3 separate regions of the Homo sapiens genome follow, and all the other regions are linked to region 3. The links are chromatin loops, found by intact Hi-C in ENCODE. Cell type or tissue: heart right ventricle. All regions are shown on one strand. Each heading gives the region's core, and the rest is flanking DNA. Links, peaks and the distances in the headings are about the cores only.

What was found. Peaks named below come from ENCODE experiments on the same cell type or tissue, not always from the same donor. Only the 100,000 strongest peaks of a DNase experiment are listed, where the experiment ranks them.
Region 1: a loop joins it to region 3, with 7 times the contacts of the local background. A loop is called at or near these places in 52 of 110 quality-filtered maps.
Region 2: a loop joins it to region 3, with 3 times the contacts of the local background. A loop is called at or near these places in 33 of 110 quality-filtered maps.

The regions. Positions count from the first base shown.
Region 1 is chr9:122,104,826-122,110,210 of GRCh38, reverse strand. No RefSeq gene overlaps it. Among named protein-coding and RNA genes, the nearest start is that of MIR4478, 13 kb to the left of the region's middle. In heart right ventricle, for the core only: no CTCF peak of the experiment used is centred there; no DNase peak of the experiment used is centred there; H3K27ac peaks cover 753 bases.
Region 2 is chr9:122,367,720-122,373,104 of GRCh38, reverse strand. PTGS1 (prostaglandin-endoperoxide synthase 1) reads right to left here and starts at 2,081. Exons shown (of 11, transcript NM_000962.4): 1 at 2,014-2,081; 2 at 1,833-1,919. The coding sequence starts at 2,020. In heart right ventricle, for the core only: no CTCF peak of the experiment used is centred there; a DNase peak (open chromatin) is centred at 2,109; H3K4me3 peaks cover 1,158 bases; H3K27me3 peaks cover 1,725 bases.
Region 3 is chr9:122,807,732-122,813,116 of GRCh38, reverse strand. No RefSeq gene overlaps it. Among named protein-coding and RNA genes, the nearest start is that of OR1K1, 10 kb to the right of the region's middle. RefSeq lists a silencer at 2,537-2,706. In heart right ventricle, for the core only: a CTCF peak has its summit at 2,595 (motif pointing right); a DNase peak (open chromatin) is centred at 2,606.

The DNA of each region.
Region 1 (5,385 bases), core at 153-5,152, 700 kb after region 3:
CCCAGTCGTCCAGGACCCCAGCTGAGAGGAATCCCAGGTTATACCGTGCCCTGGGAGGGAGGCTCCTAGCTGGCCAGGGGCCCTTCAGAAAACAGAGGCTGAAGCTTGGAAGGGCAGGTGGAGCAGAGCTGGTGGCAGCAGAGTGGGTTCCGGGCAGATGGCACTGGGCAGAGCTGCAGAACAGCTGGCCGGGCCCCGCTCATTCTTATTTTCTCTGGGCGAGGCAGATACAGTCCCTGCTCCCATGACTGGCTTGTCAAGCAGTGGCCTAGTTTCTCTATGGTAGAATGGCGATGGTCTCAGTGCCCACCTCACAGCACTGAGCGAAGGGTCAATGTCAATGAGGTGGAGCACGTCACACTACCACAGCACCCGGTGACCAGGAGGTGCTCAAAAAGCATCCCCTGTTGCTTCAAACTGGGTCTGCTCTCAGAGCTCATGGCCTCTTGGGGGAGCCTGTCCTGCCATGAATAAACCTAAGACCAGGGTCAGAGAAAGGGATGCAGGAGTTCAAAGGAGGGAGCATCATTGTGGCTCAGGCAGACATAGGGAGAGAAAAGGAGGTGCAGTCAGGGTAGGCTTCCTGGAGGTGGTGTCCTTGAAGCCCATCCTTGCAGGATGGATAAGACTCCCAGAGGCAGACATTGGTGGAGGCAGCCCAGGAGAATGGAAGTGTGATGCTTGGGGGTCAGTGTGGGCAAGAGGATTTGTCTGTGTCCAAGTGCCTGGCTCAAGTCTGTGCTTGCTGAATGCAACAGAGGCCTGGGATGCTGGGAGGAACCTGAAAGGTCTCTCCTGCTGCCTCACCTTGACCTCCAAATAGATTTGACCCTCATGTTAGAACCAGAAATGGGATGAGGTCAGGGGAGTGGAGAAAGTGAGAGGCATTAGCAGACACAGGCCCCTATGTCACTGGTATCCCCCGTGCAGAGGGCTCCTCTGCAAGCCCCGCCCACACTCCATGGGGAGTGACAGGTGGGCAATAGCATGGGGCTGGTTAGAAACCCCAGCCCTCAAGCACCTTTCCCTGGGGACCAGGCCAAAGCCAGGCCCAGGAAGCCAGTGGCCAGCTGTCTCTATTCACTTGTTGGGGACGTGTCCTGAACTGGTTTGGGGTGGTTTTCTTGGAAAGGCTGTATTTTTGAGGTGGTGGTGGTGGGTTGTTGCTGACCTGGCCTATCTTTTTGGGACTCTGGGACTGGGTATCCCTGAAGGTGGTGGTGCTGGGGGATTAGTCAATTCCCCCTGCCTGAGGGCAGCCTGCCTGAGGCAGGGCCAGGTGGGACAGGCCTTGGTTGCTATGCAGTTCCTCGCTGGACCTCTTCCTCCTGGTGCAAACACGGGGCCTTCACCCCTGGGGTGCCCAAGCTGTCCCCTCACCAGGCTTCCTCCCTCGCATGCCAGTGCCCTCCAGCTGTGTTCCTCTTGCCGGCCTCTGTTGCCTCCTGGCCAGTACACCCTGCCACCTCCCTGCCCCACCCTGCACAGGTACCTGGCTCCCAGATTCAGGGGAAGAGAGGATCGGTGGTAGCATGCAGCCTGAGGCCCTCACCAGGGGTGGGGTCTGGGGATGGGGGGTGCCCAGCTGATCTGCTCTGGCCTTCCTGACTCCTTCCCCCTTTCTCCTCGCTCCCTCCCGGGACACCTGGCCTTTTAAGATTCTTCCTGGCCTTGAGCTGAATATGCATCCCCAAACCTCTGGGCTTGGGCCCTAGCTGCATCCAGGGCCCAACAAACTAATAAAAACATCAGTCACTTAGAGATCGGATGTTATGGACCTGGTCTCTTGCTAACAATTTTACCTGAACTGTCTGGTTTAATCCTCAACAATTTTATCAATCCTATTTACAGACAGAAAATCGAAGCTGGAAGGTCAGTCTGTTCCCTTGCTCCGTGGCTTCCTTTGGAGGCATACAGGCTGTCAAAGATCCTCTCCTCCCCGAGATTCCTCAGCCACACCCGGCTTCCTCTCTCTCCCATCCTGTCTCCTCTGAACAAGCAAATTCCCACAGGTTTTCCCCACTCCGCCTGGGCATTTCCCTGGAGCTTCTCTGGCTCCAGAAATATAGACCAGGGAAAGTTGAAGACAGGGACAATATCTGACAACTCCAACATCCAGGCTATTGTCACACAGCACTGAAGCAAATGTAGGCTGGAGAGGTCTCCACTGCTCCGCAGACATCTCAAACCAACACTCCAAGACTGAGCTCACTGTTGTCTCCCAAACCTGCTTCTCCTTCTGGTTTCATTTTAGCCAGTAACACCATCCATCCATCAGTTGGGCAAGCCACAGCCAGAGAGTCCCCTGGACTTCCACCCCTTCCTCACCTCCCACCTTACTTCCCACATCTCTAGGTCTGTGCCCTTCTGTCCATCCCCACAGTCCAAACTACCCCACACTGGAAGCAGTGCCTGGCACGCAGTGGATGTTCCATGAACATGTGTTGAATGAATGAATGCCTAGTTCAGGCTCTGGCCAGCTGCCTCCAGACTCCCTCCCTCCAAGTCTTTCTCTACTCAGTAGCCAGAAACATATGGAAAAGCTCGATCTAGTCCTGTCCCGCTCTGCTTCCAAACCTGCAGTGCCCTGCCGCTGAGCACAGGCTTTTGCTCACACTCACTCTCCAGGCTTGCAAGACCCTGTGTCACTCGCTGGCCCTGCCTGCCTCTGCAGCCTCCCCCATCCACTGCTTTATATGGATGTCCCACATAACACTGTTCTTTTTGGCCACCTGCACCAGGCTGATTCACACTTCTGTCTTTGCACGAGCCAGCCCCCCTGCCTAGAAAGCCTCCCCACCCCTCCCCATCTGCCTGGTGAGCTCTCCCTGCTGCAGATGCCCATTCAAAGGTCACCCTGGCTAAGAGGCCCAACTTGACTGCCCTGTTTGTCTATTATATCACTTCAAGCTCTGCCGTTATTTATGGATGCGCCTGGCCTCTCGGTGGACAGAGAAAATCACCAGGCCCCGGGGGCCTTGTCTTACTCATCCCTGTGTGGAGCTCCCAGCACAGGCCTTGGCACAGAAGGCCAGAGTGAAGGAAGCATCAGTTGAGCCTGAGGCACCTGGAAGGCCAGGTACTGGTGCAGGAGCATGCATTATGTACCTTTATCTTGTCCATCCGGTTCGCCCCTTAAACCGAGAAGGAAAAGGATTTCTTCTCAAATTGGGCCACTTGGGAACACTTGGATTGATTTTCCTTTGTTTATTTTTATTTTTACTTTTAACTTGCTTTCCAAAGTTAGGTTAGAATTGAGCTATCAGTGGTGGGTTTTTCCTAGCACAATTCCACTGACACATTTCAACAGCCCCTGCTTCTTGACCTGAGTGAGGCATCTCTCTTGATGGCATGCAGATGATTGCTTTGTAAAATATTTTTAAACCCTGACAGCTCTCCAAGAGAGAAGGCTGTTGTTAGGAGAGTGCGGTTACTTTCAATTTCTCTTGACCTTTTAGGAAAAGTTGTTTGAAATGTAATGTTTATTCTCTGCCTTCACAGAGTCCTTGGAGAATCTAAGATGGTATCGTGTTGTCAGTTATTTTCTTTCCAGCTTACTGCTGCACAAGCCTGGCCTTTATTTTGTTACCTGCAGATAGAGTATGGTGCATCTCCTCTTCTTCCAGTGGCTGGCACGTGAGTCCAGTGAGGGAGACAGGAAATCATCCCCTAGGCTTAGTGGTGATGGCACAGGAATGCCTGGTGCATGGAGCCTGGCCAAAGACGCCACATTTCCCTATCATCTTCTTTACCGATTTGTAAAATGTCGGTATAGATAACAGAGCTCTTAAGGGGTGATACAGTCTGGCTGTGTTCCCACTGAAAATCTCATCTTGAATTGTAATCCCCATAATCCCCACGTATCAAGGGAGAGACCAAGTGGAGATAACTGAATCATGGGGGCAGTTCTCCCTTGCTGTTCTCATGATAGTGAGTGAGTTCTCAAGAGATCTGATGGTTTTATAAGTATTTGGTAGTTCCTCCTGAGTTCATTCTCCTTCCTGCCACCTTATGAAGAAGGTGCTTGCTTTCCCTCTGCCTTCCGCCATGATTGTAAGTTTCCCGAGGCGTCCCCAGCCATGCTGAACTGTGAGTCAATTAAAACTCTTTCCTTTATAAATTACTCAGTCTTGGGCAGTTCCTTTTTTTTTTTTTTTTTTTTTTTGAGACGGAGTCTCACTCTGTCCATCAGGCTGGAGTGCAATGGTGCGATCCCGGCTCATCGCAACCTCCGCCTCCTGGGTTCAAGCAATTCTCCTGCCTCAGCCTCCTGAGTAGCTGGGATTACAGGCGCCCGCCACCGCACCCAGCTAATTTTTGTATTTTTAGTACAGATGGGATTTCACCATGTTGGTCAGGCTGGTCTCGAACCCCTGACCTCGTGATCCACCCGCCTCAGCCTCCCAAAGTGCTGGGATTACAGGTGTGAGCCACCACGCCTGGCCTTTGGGCAGTTCTTTATAGCAGTGTGAAAACAGACTAATACAAGGGGCATCTGTGCCAAACTCTTCATTTGGCATGGGAGAAATGAAAGGCCAGAGGGTGTAGGGCCAGGCCACGGTCTCTCAGTGAGGTTAGGACATGGCCAGGAGGTGACTGTATAATACAGTGGTGGAATGGAAAAAACACAGACTTAGCACTGGACAGACTGAGGCTTGAACTTCAAATCTGTCACTTACTCACTGTGTGGCTGAATAAAAGCCTTCCTTTGTCTCAGCCTCAGTTTCCTCAGTTCTAAAATGGAAACCATAGTAATCACCAGCATTTGTAGAGCGTTTTTGTGCAGGCGCCATCTGTATTTCAACTCACTAACTTTGCACAACATCATTCTGAGGTATTATTGTTATCACTACAATTTTAATTTTTATTAACAACAATTTTTTTTAAGATGAGGCCTCCCTATATTGCCCAGGCTGGTCTTGAACCCCAGGGTTCAAGTGAACCTCCCACCTTGGCCTCCCAAAGTGCTGGGATTATAGGTATGAGCCACCACACACCCGGCCCCACTCCACTTTTTAGACGAGGAAAGCAGGGGACAGAGAAGTTATAAAACTTGCCCAGGGTTGTAAAGAAGAGCGTAGATTCCAACCCAGGCAGTCTGACTGCTCCACATCGGGGGTCAGCAAACTTTGGTGGATGGACCAAATGTGCCCCAGTGCGTGTTTTTTTTTTTAAACAGTGTTATTGAGATATAATTCACATACTATACAATTCATGTGTTTAAAATATACAATTTGTGGTTTTTAGTATAGTCAAGACTGTGTATCCACCACCATGATCTATTTTCATCATCCTGAAAAGGAAACCCTTTACCTCCATTTTTTTTTTTTTTTTTAGACAGAGTCTCGCTCTGTTGCCCAGGCTAGAGTGCAGTGGTACGATCTC
Region 2 (5,385 bases), core at 227-5,226, 440 kb after region 3:
TCGAGGTCCAGTCCAAAAGTCATCAGATCCAAGAAGCCTCCCTCAATTCTTCGCACTGAGAGGCAGCTGCTCCCTCCCCTGAGCTCCGCACACCCCTGCTCCCTTCCCTGGGCTCCCTATACCCCTGCTTCCTCCCATGAGCTCCGCACAGCCCTGGTCCCCTTGGATGACAGTCTGTTGGCATTTCTGGCTCCACCATCAGCCTGTCAGCTCCTCCCAGCTCCGTGTCTCCAGGCCCCAGCCAAAGACTGGCATAAATAACCCTTGGGGATAAAAAAAAACAATTCCGTGTAAACATTTATTATACAAAAGGAAACAGAAAAGGCAAAAAACAAAATAGCACAGACCATGGCTCATTGTGCATTAGTGAATGGACTAAAAAAGAATACAGACGGGTGGGACCTGTATACCAAGAGTGCCTGGATGAGGCCAGATGGGGCCTCAGAGGAAGTGCTGGGCTGATCCAGGGACTGACAAGATGGGTCAGCGAGGCAACCTGAAGAGCCCCTTCTACTCCCCACCACCAGCTCACTGTGAGGATTCAGACAAGTGGCTTCACTCCCTCTGGGCCTCAGAGTCCCCTTCTGTAGACTGGGTCTAACGCATCTCTCTGGCAGGGCTGTTGAGAGCACCAAAGAGGTGGATGTCCACAACCAACCTTTGTAAACTTTAAAGTGCTGGCCACATGAGTCTTCCTCCTCCTCTTCCCATAAACCAGACTTTTATTCAACGCAATCCCTTTCCTAGAGCACCCTCCGTCCTCTCTTTGGGTCCCCTAAATGCCACCCACCCAAAGCCCGTTTCAGGAAACTTGGTCTGATCCAAAATCCATGTACATATCTTTCCTCTTTCCCCCACGCACCAGATCCTTAGAGCATCACAGCAGAAAGTGCGGACTCCCTCTGCTCCCTCCTGCCCTCTCTGGGCCTCATTTTAGAGATTTTACACAGCTAGGTGGTGGAGGAAACTATATCCAACTGGGACACATGCTCACACACACGCACACACACAAGCAGCGAGCTGGGGGAGGAAGGTTGGCTGAGCGAGGAGCTGAATTCCTTCACCTGGAACCTGGCACATGCATGGGGGAGGGAAGGGCGGAATTTCCCCATCAACCTCCCCCATGAAACCCAGAGTGGCTCCGGGTCCATTGTGGGTAGAAGCAGCTTTCTGTGGAAAGACCTTGCGAAGTGTGTGGACGCAGACAGACCTGAGTTCAGATCCTGGGCCCACCATGTATTTTGTGAGCTTGGGGAATCATGGCACCTACTGAGCCTCGGTTTCCTCATTTGCTCAATGGGGATCTCTTAAACCCCAGATGAAGCATCCCGGCTCCTAAATGTATTTCCATCTCCCATGTTCTCCCGAAGTCTTCACCAGGGGAGACCTTCTCCACTGGCAATGGGAATCAGGATGGGTTCCCAGACGGTTAGAGGCTGGAGAAAGGGAACTCATTTCCCTTGGTGCCTGCGGCTTCCTCCCAAAGAGGCCCCTATAGGAAACAGCGGGGTTGTTGGGTGCAGAGGCTGCTTAGACATCTGGGGCCCAGAACAGGTGAGGGGGATGGATAGGGACTGTCCCTTCTCCCCAAGTTGGCACCAGATCCCAGTCTGCTGTTTCCCCTGAAAGAACTAGATAGCCCATTAGCCAAGGCCACACCGCCGGGGGGGCTTCAGGGAGCCCCCATCCCACCAAAAGACTCAGCCTCAGTCTTTCTCAGCACCGCGAGCAGAAAGGGGAAGCTGGGCCCGCTGGAGGGGAAAGGAGGGGGTTGAAACCAGGCCAGGGGCGCAAGACCGGGGATTCCCTTGGGGAGGGATGGGGCCGCCTACCTGGCGTGGGCGCCCCTGGGTCCGCGAGCAGGACGGGGAGCGGCGGGAGCAGGAGCAGGAACAGCAAGAACCAGAGCAAGAGACTCCCTGCAGAGGAGAGAGATGAGGGGCTGAGCCTGGCATTCAAGGCTCCACCAGGAGGCCAAGAAAATTCCCCACCGGGCACCGGGGTCGCACTCACGGCTCATGGCGCGGCTGCTGGGGTGCGGGACGCAGAGTGCAGGCTCCTGTGCGTGCGCCTCGCACACTGCCCGGAGCTCCAGCCCATCCCCTCCCCACCCTTCCCCCGGCTCCACCCCCGCTCCTCCCTCCAGCTGTCACCTCGGCTGCCCGCTTACTTCCTCTGCCCAGCCCCGGCCAAGGCATTTTATTAATTAGTGTATGCTCGCCGCTAAAGCGGCTTTTCACCCAAGATCCTTGAAGCACTTACGTTTCTGATGCCTGGTGGCACTAGATATAGACAGGAAACTGAGGCTCAGAGACGATGCTCAATGCTGAGGTCACCCAGGGCTTAGGGACAGAACTGGGGATGGAAGCGGCTCGTCTGAACCACATACCCTGCCCCGCAGAGAAGAAAGGGTCTCAGAGTCCCCTTCTGTAAAATGGGTCTAACGCACTCTACAGAAAAGGGTAGAGAAGAAAAGGGGCTAGAAACAGGGCAGTCTGCAGAGAAGAAAGGGGGCTAGAAATGGGGCAGTCCAGCCTGGCCTGCTGATGGTTTCCTAGATGAGAAACTCACTACTCCTCAGACAGATCTAACAGGAAGGACTTACTTCCCCCATGGGCTGGGCTCCGCCCCCTGAAGCCACAGGTCTCTGCCAGAAATGAAAAGACCGGGCTCCAAACTCCAAGAGAGCCTAGTTCAAATCCAGACTCCACAGCTTACTGGCCGTGTCACCTTGGACAAGGTACTTATCTTTTCTAGCCCTCAGTATTCTCATCTATAAAATCGGCTTAATAGCAAAAACCATCCCAGAGGGTGGTTGTAAGATTCAATGAGGGAATGCACACAAATCTCCTGGTGCAGTGTCCAGCATGTAGTAGGTGCTCAGTTATCGGAAGGCATTTTTTCAAAGATCTCTGAACTCAGATTCCAGGGCTGGCCAGGGTCCATGCTGTAGCTAGACTCACATCCACCGCCGAATTTATAGAATCCCAGCATCCAGCTCTCCTTTTCGCCAGCTCAGGAAGCACCTAGAAGGAGGAAGGAATAGGTCCAAGATCACCCAAAGTCCCATGGTGCTGGCACCCACAAGTCATCTCCCTCAGTTTCCCCAGCACACCCAGCCATCCTGTGGGCCCCACAGTGGGGAAAGCCGGCAGGAGAGCTCAGAGGTTCTTGTGCTGGCTCCTGGGCATCACTGGGTGCAGGGTAGAAATTATGCCAGGTGGGAGAGGTGAAACCTGCTGGGAAGCCCCTCCCCCATTCTCACCCAAGCTGTTCCCATGCTCCCCTGGGACAAAAGCCAGCTGCCCTAGGGAGACAGAGCAAGCCAGGGCAGACCTGGAGAAGGAGTGGGGCATTGGAGGGCCCTGGGGCTCTCAGGGTGCCGGGACCGGCTTCAGCCTTCCCTTCCTCCCCAAATCAAGGGCCCCCTAGCATTTACAGGGCAAGGAGATGGGATTATCAGCAAAAGGGATGGGGACAGGGTGGAGGTGTGGGGGTCCAGTTGTCCAAAGAAAGGGGGAGTTTCTGGTGAGAAGAAAGGAGAGACGGGCTTGAATGAGGTTCCATCTTCCACTCCCAGGCCCTCCCTCCCTTTGGGCCCTGAGCCCATCAAGTCACCACACCTGTGCCTCCTGCTGACTTCCAAGCCACCCATCTGCACTCAAAACAAGAAACACTTGTGTGGCCCTGGCACTGATGGGAAGAGCCTTCACCTCAGAATCAGAAGTGAGTTCAAGTCACTTCTTCCATAGCGTGACCTTAAACAAGCCGCTAGGCCTCACTGGGCCTCTGTTTCCCCATTTGAACAACAGAATGAGCAGATCAGATGGTCTCTGAGGACTGGTCCAGTTCCAGCATGGAGCAATTGAGCCCTCACTGCAGCCAGGCTCTGTGACCAGCACCACAGATCTCAACACAGCTGCAATACAGGAGAGGATGGAGTCTGAGAGAGCAGGCAGGGTGCCGAGGCAGCCCTCCAGGGATGAGGCAGGACCAAGAGCATGGAGTGGGGAGAAGGTAGATGAGAGAAATGGTGGCAGAAGTGCCAGGGCTTGGTGACCGATTAGCACTAGAGCTTAGGGGAAGAAAGGTGCTGAGGACACCTAGCCTTCTGGCTCAATGCTGGTGGTAATATCCAGGGAAGGGGAGCTGGCATGGGTAGGTGGAATTTGAATTTGGGCTTCTTGTATTTGATCCACTTCAAGGAATGAGGAGGATCAAACCTTCCCTGCCTTCTCCAGCTTGGCCCATGGGCCAGCACCCCCAACCGCCCCAGCATGCAGCTGGATACACAGGGGAGAGGTCTGGGGTAGCCCTTGCCCCAGCCCTGGGAAAGAGACCACAGCACAGGGCCACCTTTTCCTGCTCCCTACTGCAAAGCTATAGTCTAAATGCCTAGGACTGGTGTCACCATCCTAGTCCTCAAGATTGTGAGCTTCCACTTATAGGGCAAGTCCACCTCCCATGTCCCCTGGTAGGCCTCCTCTAACATGCCTCCTCCTCCCCCTTCTCTCCTCTAGGAAGCCCCTGTGCCTTCCCTGGCCACAGCAGTGCCACTCCTGATCACATTGTCCCTCTGCCCCCAAACATTATGAGGCTATAAGAGTCCTGGTCACTCTTGTAGCCCCAAGGCCAAGCATAGGATCTGGCGGATAAAAGACATCCAGGGAATGTTTGTTGCTTGAACAAAGAAATGAATGAGTATCTAAAAGAGTAGTGAATGCATTAAAAAAACAGACCAGGTCCAGCACCAGCCTCATCGAAGTGACTGCCAACCACCCATCTGCTGTGACGGCCACCAAAAGTATCACTGCCTGCCTCAGTTTCCCTGCCTTCTCCAGCTTGTCCCATGGGCCAGCACCCCCAGCTGTCCCACAGGCCCAGCTTCACCCCAGGCCCTGAGCCCTTCCCAGCTAAGGCAGCAAGGACCTCCTTCCCTATACCCCACTGGTAACAAGGGATAGGATTTCTCTCTGCATAGCCCCCTCCCCATTATCCACACCAATCACGTGCCCTCCTGCTCACCCTAGCTACAGCCTGGATTGTAATGCTCCTGGAGAGGTCTCACTCCTGCTGGGCCCCACCCACTATTTGGAAAACCAGAGCTGACTCTTACCTGAATCACTCATGGACCCAGCCCCACCCGGCCCCACCTGTGTAGGCAGCTTCTCAGTCAGGCAGGAAGGCTCTGGACTCAATCCAATATCTCTTCAAATCCCAGTCCTCCACCCCACCTGACCTCTCAGTGTGACCTTAAGCAGCAAACTGCCCTTTGTGGACCTCAGTTCCCCCACCTGTAAAAACGTGGTTAATAATGCCACTCTTGCAAGAGTTGTTGTGAGGATGAAGTAAGATAGTCCCTGTGAGCATCCCCAGCATTCAGTA
Region 3 (5,385 bases), core at 237-5,236:
AAGTGATCTGCCGGCCTAGGCCTCCCACAGTGCTGGGGTTACAGGCGTGAGCCATCACACCCAGCCTTATCAGTGACTTTTAACCATTTATTCATTTAGGTGACTGGGGATGGGTCTAAGCCTGGGCATAAGGAAGGGCTAGACCGGCAGCTGGGTCCATCATGCCCAGCCACCTGGCAGCCTGGCCACCCTTCTGCTGAGGCTTTTTAAAGAATCCAGGCCAACTGTCATAAAAAATGCTCCAATTTCTGGCTTCTCAGATTGTTTCCTTATTTCTGGCAATAATACAATCACCAGAGGTGATGTTGTGTAGTTCTTACTACATAAGTCAGGGAGTATCTGATGTCAGCTTGATGATGCTAAGTTTAATCACTTGGTTAAGGTGGTGAATGACAAATCTTCATATAGTAAAATTATTTCCCCTTTGTTAGCAGAAAGAAATCTGTGTTGTGATACTTTGAGACTGTGTGAATATCCTCTTCTTACAATAACGTTTCACCTAATAGTCTTGGCATCCTTGCCTGAACCAAATTATTACATTGGGGGTATGCGTAAAGGTGATTTTCTTTATTTTAATTTCATTTCATTTTTAAGAGACAGCGTTTCACTTTGTTGCCCAGGCTGGAGTGCAGTGGCGCAATCACAGCTCACTGCAACCTCAAGCTCCTGGGCTCAAGCGATCCTCCTGCCTCAGCCTCCCAAAGTGCTGGGATTACAGGCGTAAGCCACTGTGTTTGACCTAGCGTTTGCTTTTTTTTTTTTTTCCAATACATCCTTTTTGGTTCCACCTTTTTGAGCATATAAAACATTTACCCAGTTTAAAAGCCAACAGAATATGAAGTTGTGTTCTCAGAGAAGCCTCACTCCCATTGATTCCCTCCACTCCAAGAATTTATTTTGGATTGTGAATGCTTGTGGTTAAATTTCTTGGTGTCTCTGAGCTGTGATCTCCCAAGTGAGGATAATCATAGCAACTATCTCACAGGGTGGCTGGAAGTGTTCAATGAGCTAAAGTTCTTAGCATGGTGAGGCACCTAGCAAACATTCCTTAGATCCATAGAGGTCATCAGTTTTTTGTTTTTTTTTTTTTAAACTATCCATCCTCTACAAAACCCTGATCCCACTTATTAAAAAAGGGCTTTAAGATCCCAATTCCGGCCGGGCGCGGTGGCTCATGCCTGTAATCTCAGCACCTTGGGAGGCCAAGGCGGGCGGATCACGAGGTCAGGAGATCGAGACCATCGTGGCTAACACGGTGAAACCCCGTCTCTACGAAAAATACGAAAACAAAAAATTAGCCGGGCGTAGTAGCGGGCGCCTGTAGTCTCAGCTACTTGGGAGGCTGAGGCAGGAGAGTGGCGTGAACCCGGGAGGCGGAGCTTGCAGTGAGCCGAGATCGCACCACTGCACTCCAGCCTGGGCGACAGAGCGAGACTCCGTCTCAAAAAACAAACAAACAACCCCCCCCCCAAAAAAAAACCAATTTCCCCTTGTCAACTCAAATAAATCCTATTTATCCTTGAAAATTCAGCTCAAACCTCACATCCTCTCTGGATCCTAAGTCTTTGCTGTCTCTTCAGAGAGAGGCAGTCATACTGTGACATGTCTTCCTACAGGTGATGGCAACACTGGTTAAGAAAATGGGGGCTCAAAACCTGGGTCCATCCAACACTAGCCTTGCCTCCATTTTCCCACCTGTACAAGGGGGATAACAGTAGTTGGGATAAGAGGTCAATGGGGCCGGGCACGGTGGCTCATGTCTGTAATCCCAGCACTTTGGGAGGCTGAGGCGGGCGGATCACCTGAGGTCAGGAGTTCCAGATCAGCTTGACCAAAATGGTGAAACCCCCTCTTTACTGAATACAAAAAATTAGCTGATCATGGTGGCGCACGCCTGTAATCCCAGCTACTTGGGGGGCTGAGGCAAGAGAATCGCTTGAACCTGGGAGGCAGAGGTTGCAGTGAGCTGAGATTGCACCACTGCACTCCAGCCTGGGCAACAGAGTGAGATTCCATCTCAGAAAAAAGGAGGTCAATGGGTTAATACTCAGAACGCACTTTGCACCTTGCTTAACACATAGAAATGTCTCAATAAATTATCTATTGTTGTCATCATGCTATTATTTTAATTCAACTTAAAGAAATATTTAAAGTTTTTCCGAAGTGTGAGATGGGAAATCCTGGTGACTTGAATAGCTCTGTCTCTCTTTTCTGTAGGGTAACTCTGTCTTCAGCGTGTGTGGTAGCCAAAGTTGAACTGGATTTGTTTACAGACCAGACTAGTATTTCCTTGGGGACAGGGACTGTGTCCTGTCATCTCTGATCTCTGATCTGAGCTGGCATCAGTTAATATATGCTCCTTCAGTGGGGAAAATCCCCAAGGCAACATGAGTAGGCTGGAATTCACCACAATAGGGCAGAAGATCATCTCTTATATCATGTTTCCATAAATGTTACATATTTTTAATTAGACGTCTACTACCTATGCTCACTGAGAACCAGGTAACAAACAAGATCAAGTTAAATCCTCAGCCTTGCCAAAGAGGTTGTTACCTCCTGGTTACTTTGCAGAAATGCGGGTTATAATGCAAAATGGCCACGCGGTGGCAGCAGAGGAGAAGGAATGAATTGTTTTGCTCCCATTATGGACGCTGTGCTACAGACTGCAGAGTAGGGGCCTGAGGGAGATACGTAGCACCATGTAAGAATAATGTTAGAGAATTTGTTTTTAGGAATGAGAACGGGAAAATGTTAAATACACACACTTTAAATAATGAGTAACAAAGCAAACAAAATGGTATTTGATGAAGACAACATATATACACTTGACTTTCAGATCATGGTCAACTAAGGGGGAGAAAAAAACAGACAGAAGAGAACAGGAAGGCAGGCGGCACCCACCAGCCCCAAGATGCTGCAAGGTGGGTGACTCGAGGAGACATAGCTTCTTAGTTAAGAGTACAATCTTTGTTTCAAATCCCAATCCCACCATTTGTTTCCAGTGACTTACTACCTGTGTCCCCTAGACCTGTCATAGTGAGAGTAAGGAAGCACTTTGTTTTTCAGTCTGTTGTTTTGTTTTGTTTTGTTTTTTGAAACAGGGTCTTGCTCTGTTGCCAAGACTGGAATGCAGTGGTGCAGCCATAGATCACTGCAGCCTCAAATTCCTGGTATTGTGGGATCTGGCCAGCAGCCTGCAGTGCAACGGGGCTCTCTCTTTGTTCCCAGGTGGATCGGCAGGTTGAGAAATGATAGACACACACAAGATAGTGAAAGCTGAGTCCAGGGGGGGTCACCGCCTTCTGGTCCCGTGGTGCCAACAATGCACTGGATATACCAGCATTTATTATTAAGTTTAGTGACAGCGGGGGTGGGTTAGTGAGGGATTTAGGGTCATTTGATTATGAGGTGAGATGGTCACATGGGGATGAAGTAATAACATTTGTATGTAGAAGTACAGTACATTTGTACGTAGAAGTACGGTATACAGAGATAAGAATTTACAATATAGTGCATGCATCAGTAATTTCTAACAGAGCCTTAAAACAGAAACACAATCTTTCCGTAACCTATGATTAGCAAGCTATTAATCAGTAGTAACAATTGCAACAAAAGCTGGTTACAAACAATCCATAGAAACAGGACGTGAAGCTAGAGAACCGGTTAGACCAGAAATTCTCAGAAGGGAGTATGCCCTAACCCTAAAGAGGCCTGGAAGAGCTGTGGCAAGATGAGGGCATTTATAGCCCTATCTTATCCATATGGACAGGCGCCCCCCCATGCATCCGTTTATAGGCTTTCCACAAGGGTTCCATTCCATTCCCAGAGCTATGAACATCTACTTTTCTGGGATAGGAATCTTGGTGATGTGAAACCTCCCTGACTGCACGTCCATTCATAGGTTCTCTGCAGGGGGAAGCACATCACGCGCTGTTGGCTCGTTCTGGCAGTCCAACCTGGCATTGTCTTTACACAATCCAGCATGCAATTTTGTATTTACAATAATCAGGAGCATTTCATCTTTTATTCTGTAGCAATAGTTTCAGGGGGTCTCCCTACATCCTGGGCTAAAGCAATCCTTCCACCTGGGACTCCCAAAGTACTGAGATTACAGGTGAGAGCCACCATGCCTGGCTTCTAAGCAGTTTATATTTATTTCTTAGATAATTCTCACCACTTCAGAGCTATATTATTTTCCTCATTTTTTAGTTAAATGATTTGCCCAAGGTCAACCAGTTAGTACATAGTAAAGTTAGAACTTAAACCTAGGAACTCAGAGCTCAGAACTCAGAATTTTACCACTGTCTGGGAAGCCTTACCCATGAACAGGCAATAATAATGTTTATCAAAAGAGGCTCTTGGAAACAGTTGAAGGGTGCCTGCCCCATAGTTGGTGTTATGGACTGAACCGTCCCCAACCTAGCCCAAATTCCCAAACCCCCAAAGTGACTGTATTTGGAGATAGGGCCACTGAAGGAGGTAACTAAGGTTAAATGAGTCATAAGGGTGGGGACCAAATCCAGTAAGACCACTGTCTTTAAAAGAAGAGACACCAGAGCTCCCTTGCTCTCTGCATGTGCACAGAGCAGATACATGCTAGGATGCAGCTAGAAGGCAGCTGTCTACAAGTTAGGAAGAGATCCCTCACCAGAAACCAACCCTTATGGCACCATGGTGTTGGTGGACCTCCAGCCTCAAGAACTGTGACAAGATATATTTCTATCATTACTCAGTTTGTGGTATTTTTTTAGGGCAGCTGAGCAGACTACTGTAGTTGGTGGTCAGGAAATGCAGCTCTTACTCTGTGGCTTTGTCTTTGATGTAGCTCTCCCTCTACTCCCAAGGCCTCAGTTCCTTGTCATCATCTTGGTACGCCAAAGAGTTCTCTACCTGCCTGGAAGCACCTCCAGCCCATCCAGCCTTTCCTTATCCCATTTCCTTTTTAAAAAACAATTTTGGCTGGGTGCGGCGGCTCATGCCTGTAATCCCAGCATTTTGGGAGGCCAAGGCCGGTGGATCACCTGAGGTCAGGAGTTTGAGATCAGACTGACCAACATGGTGAAACTCTGTCTCTACTAAAAATACAAACAATTTAGCTGGGCGTGGTGGTGGGCACCTGTAATCCCAGCTACTTGAGAGGCTGAGGCAGGAGAATCACTTGAACCCGGGAGGCGGAAGTTGCAGTGAGCCGAGGTTGCGCCATTGCACTCCAGCCTGGGCAACAAGAGTGAAACTCCATCTCAAAAAAAAAAAAAAAAATGCATTTCCCATGAGCATGTCACATGATTCTCATGCATGATGAGTGGTCTGGAATCAGAACAGGGGAGGGGAGGGCTTTTGCTATCTCTCATTTCTGCCCAGAGCCAGATCTGTGCTCAAATATTA